Linked DNA regions of Homo sapiens: region 1 is linked to region 2. Evidence: read pairs that join two places in POLR2A ChIA-PET (ENCODE). Cell type or tissue: HCT116. All regions are shown on one strand. Each heading gives the region's core, and the rest is flanking DNA. Links, peaks and the distances in the headings are about the cores only.

The links. ChIA-PET counts read pairs that join two places held together with the same protein. Peaks named below come from ENCODE experiments on the same cell type or tissue, not always from the same donor. Only the 100,000 strongest peaks of a DNase experiment are listed, where the experiment ranks them.
Region 1: POLR2A ChIA-PET joins it to region 2 with 5 read pairs; 33 of 35 experiments call an interaction of 5 or more read pairs at or near these places.

The regions. Positions count from the first base shown.
Region 1 is chr19:2,461,886-2,464,792 of GRCh38, forward strand. LINC01775 (long intergenic non-protein coding RNA 1775) reads right to left here and starts at 300. Exons shown (of 2, transcript NR_134931.1): 1 at 96-300. RefSeq lists a silencer at 487-556. In HCT116, for the core only: no CTCF peak of the experiment used is centred there; DNase peaks (open chromatin) are centred at 326 and 1,336; H3K4me3 peaks cover 1,399 bases; H3K27ac peaks cover 1,804 bases.
Region 2 is chr19:2,581,855-2,584,761 of GRCh38, forward strand. All of the region lies in intron 2 of GNG7 (G protein subunit gamma 7), which reads right to left. Among named protein-coding and RNA genes, the nearest start is that of MIR7850, 47 kb to the right of the region's middle. In HCT116, for the core only: no CTCF peak of the experiment used is centred there; no DNase peak of the experiment used is centred there.

The sequences.
Region 1 (2,907 bases), core at 246-2,745, 120 kb before region 2:
CCAGATCCCCCAACTAGCCCCTTACTGGAGGCCCTGCGGGGTCCCGCCCCCAACCCCATCGCGCTGCCCCTCTGGGCACTTCCATCCCCACATACCCCCATACCCAGCCTTTGCCCGTGCTGTTCCATCCGCCAGGAGCGCCGTTTCCTGCCTGACTGCGCGGCCCTGGGCCTCAGTCTTGCGCTCTGCAAACCGGGGTCTCGAATCTACCCCAGCCCTCCTGTCTCGGCGCTGGGGAGGGGCTTCGGGTGCCCAGAGCCATCCCCGCGGGACCCCCAGGGACTGGACTCCAAGTCCCAGAAAGCCCCGCGCTTCCCGTGGGTGGGGCCCGGGGCTTTCCCCCTCCCAGCGCGCAGTTTGGGAGGCGCTGGGCAATTTTCAAATTTTGGCGCCGAACGGGAGGGGCGGTGACAGCTGAGACCGTGGTCCCCCCGGGGGCACCCACGCCCAGGCTGCTGCTGGCAGCTGCGCCCAGAGCCCGAGGTCTGGGGCATCCCGCAAAGCTGCCCCGTCCATTCCGAGGGGCCTCCCAAGGCACCACACGCGCCAGGGGGCTCCGGGCCCATTTCCATTATGGAAAACTGAGGCACAGGAAGGTTAGGGACCGGTCGGGGAATCCGCACCAGGGGCGTAGCGGAGGCGGGATTCGAACGCGGGACCCTCTTTCCCCCGGGAGCTAGAAATTAGTGACCAATTGGCTGGGCGCGGTGGCTCACGCCTGTAATCCCAACTTTGGGAGTCCGAGGCGGGCGGATCACCTGAGGTCAGGAGTGCGAGACCAGAATGACCACCATGGCGAAACCCCGTCTCCACTTAAAAAAAAAAAAAAAAAAATTAGCCGGGCGTGGTGGCAGGCGCCTGTGACCCCAGCTACTCGGAAGGCTGAGGCAGGAGAATCGCTTGAACCCAGGAGGCGGAGGTTGCAGTGAGCCAAGATCGCGCCATTGCACTCCAGCCCGGGCTACAAAAGCGAACCTTCGTCTGAAAAAAAAAAAAAGAAAAGAAAAGAAAAGAAAGTTAGTGACCAACTGCTGTCTGCTTTTGGGGAGAGGGTACGGGGCCGCGGGAGAGAAATCCCGGACCCTGGGACTATGCAGCCCGTGAGGGCCCCAGTCCCGACCCGTCCATTCCACTGACCTCCACCCGGCACCGCCACTCCCACCCGGGGAGTGGATTTTGGCGCCAGATTTTAAAAATCTCAGCCTAACGGCTGTGGCTGGCTCCCAGCCCGGAATGCGAGCCTGGAGCCCGGATTCCGGAACCTGGATCTGGAGGAGCCCGGATTCCAGAGCCTGGTTCTGAGGGAGCTCGGATTCCGGAGCCTGGATCTCGGGGAGCCCGGATTCCGGAACCTGGATCTGAGGGAGCTCGGATTCCGGAGCCTGGATCTCCAGGAGCCCGGATTCCGGAACCTGGATCTCAGGGAGCCCGGATTCGGAGCTTGGGTCTGAGGGAGCTCGGATTCTGAAGCCTGGATCTCGGGGAGCCTGAATTCTGGAGCCTGGATTCTGGGCTGTGGGTCTTGGGAAGCCGAATTCTGGAACATAGATTCCAGAACTTGAAGGCCAAACCTGGTATCTAAGATCAGAATTCAGGACCCTGGAGTTGGAACCTTGTGACCCCAACAGAAATCCGGGAGGCAAGCAGAGCTCTGGGGCCGTGGCTGGCAGCTGCCTGTTAAATGAGTGAATGGAACAGTGAAATCAACACATATTTGCGTGGCTTCTACTTTGTGGCAGGCACTGGGGGGACAGAGGGGAAGCGAGTACACATTATAAATAAGTGAATTAGGTAGGGCGCAGTGGTTCACACCTGCTATCCCAGCATTTAGAGAGGCCGAGGCAGAAGGATTGCTTGAGGCCAGGAGTTCGAGACCAGCCTGGACAACATAGTGAAAGCCCATCTCTACAAAATATACAAAAATTAGCTAGGCGTGGTGACTCATGCCTGCAGTCCCAGCTACTTGGGAGGCTCAGGTGGGAGGATCACTTGAGCCCAGAAGGTAGAGGCTGCAGTGAGCAGAGATTGAGTCACTGCCCTCCAGCCTGGGTGACAAGAGTAAGACCCTGTCTCAAAAATAAATAAATAGGGCTGGGCTTGGTGGCTCACACCTGTAATCCCAACACTTTGGGAGGCCGAGGCGGGCAGATCACCTGAAGCCAAGAGTTTGAGACCAGCCCAGCCAACACAGTGAAACCCTATCTCTATTAAAAATACAAAAATTAGCCGGGCATGAGGGAGCACGCTTGTAATTTCAGCTACTTAGGAGGCTGAGGCACGAGAATTGCTTGAACTCGGGAGGCGGAGGTTGCAGTGAGCCGAGATTATGCCACTGCACTCCAGCCTGGGTGATGGAGTGAGACTCTGTCTCAAAAATAAATAAATAAATAAATAAATAAGTGAATTGTATGGCATGCTAGAGGATGGTGAGCATGAGGAAGAAAGAAAGTGGGGTAAATGCTGGGGCATGTGTGGAGTAGGGGTAGAGGTGGGCCTCTTAGAAAAGGGCAAGACAGGGTCTCGCTATGTTGCCCAGGCTGGTCTCAAACTCCTTGGCTCAAGTCATCTGCCTGCCTTGGCCTCCCAGAGTGCTGGAATTACCGGCATGAGCCACCGTGCCCAGCTTATATTCACTTTTCTTATCTCACAGTTTCTGTGGGTCAGGAATCCAGATGTGGCTTAACTTTGGCATCCTCTGTCTCAGGGCTCTGAAAGGTGGCAACCAAGGTGTCTCTGGGGCAGAGTCCACTTCTAGACTCACTCACACGTGGTCAGAAGGATTCTGTTCCTTGCAGACTGTTAGACCAAGAGCCTCAAATCCTGGCCCACTGCTGTCCAGGGCCTGCCTCCGTTCATCAGGAGGAGCTGGGGGTGAATTAGTCAGGGTTCTCCAGAGAAACAGAACCA
Region 2 (2,907 bases), core at 174-2,673:
ACAGAGAATGTCTGGGAGGGGACAGGGAGGTGAGAACATTTTGTGGAGGGTTTGGCATGCAGCCTGTGCCCTATAACCCTCACTTTAAGCCAGGGTGCCAGCATCATCCTATGTCACCTACCACCCATCTCTTGAAGTCATCACCAAAGTGAAAAAGCAAAATGGAAATACTTTGCCAAAGGGACGAGAGACAAAAAGTTGAGGTCCTTAATATATAAAGATCTCCAAAAAATCAATAAAAGTGAACAAACCAGCTTAATAAATGTGGGATCCTGGATCAGATCATGGAACACAAAAGCACGTGGAAATGGAAAAAAGGATGAAATTTGAATCAGCCCTATACTTAATATTGCAGCAAGGTTGATTTTTTTAGTGGTGATAAATGTTCTGTAGTTATGGAAGATATCAGCCAATGGGAAGCTGGATGAAAGGTGTAAGGGAACACTCTGTACTATTTTTGCACCTCTTCTATAATTCACATATTATCTCAAAATGTAAAAAATAAAATTGTTAAAAGTGAACATAATCCACAAAAAGCATTATAAATGTTCATTATGAAAACTTTCAAGCTCTCCAGTAATAAAAAAGATTATAGATCATACAATGAGCTGTTACTTTTAGCCTTTAAATGACAATTTTTTTTTTTGAGACAGGGTCTTGCTCTGTTGCCCAGGCTGGAGTGTAGTGGTACAATTGTGCCTCACTGCAGCTTGGACTTCCTGGGCTCAAGAGATCCACCTAGCTCCACCTTCCAAGTAGCTGGGACTACAGGTGCATGCCACCATGGCTGGCTAATTGTTAATTTTTTTTTTTTTTTTTTTTTTTTTTTTTTGAGACAGAGTCTCGCTCTGTCACCCAGGCTGGAGTGCAGTAACTTGATCTTGGCTCACTGCAACCTCCACCTACCACGTTCAAGCGATTCTCCTGCCTCAGCTTCCCGAGTAGCTAGGACTGCAGGTGCAAGCCACCATGCCCAGCTATTTTTTGTATTTTTAGTAGAGATGGGGTTTCACCATGTTGGCCAGGATGGTCTCGATCTCTTGACCTCAGGTGATCTGCCCACCTCAGCCTCCCAAAGTGCTGGGATTATAGGCGTGAGCCACTGTGCCCAGCCAAATTGTTAAATATTTTTGTAGAGATGGGGTCTTGCTATGTTGCCCAGGTTGGTCTCAAACTCTTGGGCTTAAGCAATCCTCCTGCCTCAGCCTCCCAAAGTAATGAGATTACAGGCATGAGCCACTACACCTGGTCTAACTGGCAAGTATTTTTTTTTTAAATAGATAATATCCAGGGATGGTCAAGTTGTGATAAATCATGGACTAGCAGACAGTGGGTGGAGGACATTGGAATAACTGTTCTTGAAAGCAAATCTCCCTCTGGAAAACTGTCCTAAGGATATTTTTCTTTAAACCTTTGTGTGTTTTCTGAAAAAATTTTTTAGCAACAAGCCAGTGTTACTTTTGTAAACATAAAGTTGTACTATTTTGATGATTAAAAATGGACCTCTCACCCCCTTTGTAGACTGTGGAACCCGGGCTGGCTCAGCACAGTCTTGCAGCCGTCTTCATGGGGTGAGGTTGGGGAGGACCAAGAGCTCTCACCTTCGACTGCCCCACCCTCCAGCTTTGCCCGCCCCAGCCCAAGCTGTGTGGCAAGACCCCTTGTTGGTGCAGGTGCTGGGGGCTGGTGGCTGCTGGCATTCCCACCTTCTAGAGTGACTTTCACACTTCCTGATGAGTTTCCCATTCCGCTCAGCAGGCCCATAAATAGGATTGTGCAGAGGTGCATATGCAAGCACTTTACCTGAAGAATTATTATGGATAAAAGTAAAGAAATAATAAACAACTTAGATGCCTCCCTTGAGCCCAAGAGTCCCAGGCTACAGTGAGCCCTGATGGTGGCACTGCACTCCTATTTAATTTAGGAGATTAGTTCAGTAATCTGTGGTACAACCAAAAGATAAAACACTTAACATTCACTAAAAAGGATGTCGCAAATCCATATTTGATAATGTGGAAAGATTCCCATAATATATTGCTAAATTAAAAAAAACAGATTAAAGAACAGTATCAATAGTGTGATTCTATGATTATTCAGAAAAGTCCATACATGTGTGGGTGTGGTGCATATTTTTTAACAGTACATGTTTGGAAGAACTAAAAGTCACCAGGATGGGTTGGAGAAGAGGTTGGCTCCAGGACTGAGGCAGAAAAAAATATTATATTTCTGGAGCATCTTTTTGGGCCAGAAAGTAAGGAAACTCAAAGAATTATGGCAACGTATCAGAAGGACACAGAGCCAGCTTGGCTGGGTGCCAGTGGTTCATGCCTATAATCCTACCACTTCGGGAGGCTGAGGTGGGAGGATGGTTTAAGGTCAGGAGCTCAAGACCAGCCAGGGCAACATAGGGAGACCCTATCTCCGCAAAGAATTAAAAAAAAAAAAAAAAAGCGATGGCACGTGACTGTAGTTCCAGCTACTTGGGAGACTGAGGTGGGAGGATTGCTAGAGCCCAGAAGTTTGAGGCTGCAGTGAGCTGTGATTGCATCACTGTACTCCAGCCTAGGTGACAGGCAAGACCTTGTCTCAAAAAATAAAAAAATTAGCCAGGCATGGTGATGTGTCCCAGCTACTTGGGAGGCTGAGGAGGGAGGATCACTTGAGCCCAAGAGGTCAAGGCTGCAGTGAGGCATGATTGCAACACTGCACTCCAGCCTGGGCGACAGGGCAGACCCTGCCTTAAAAAGAGAGAGAGAGGGAAGGAAGGAGGAAGGAAGGAAGGAAGGAGGGAGGGAGGGAGGGAAGGAAGGAAAGAAGGAAGGAAGGAGGGAGGGAGGGATAGAGGGAGGGAGGGAAGTAAGGAAGGAAGGAAAGAAGGAAGGAAGGAGGGAGGGACGGATGGAGGGA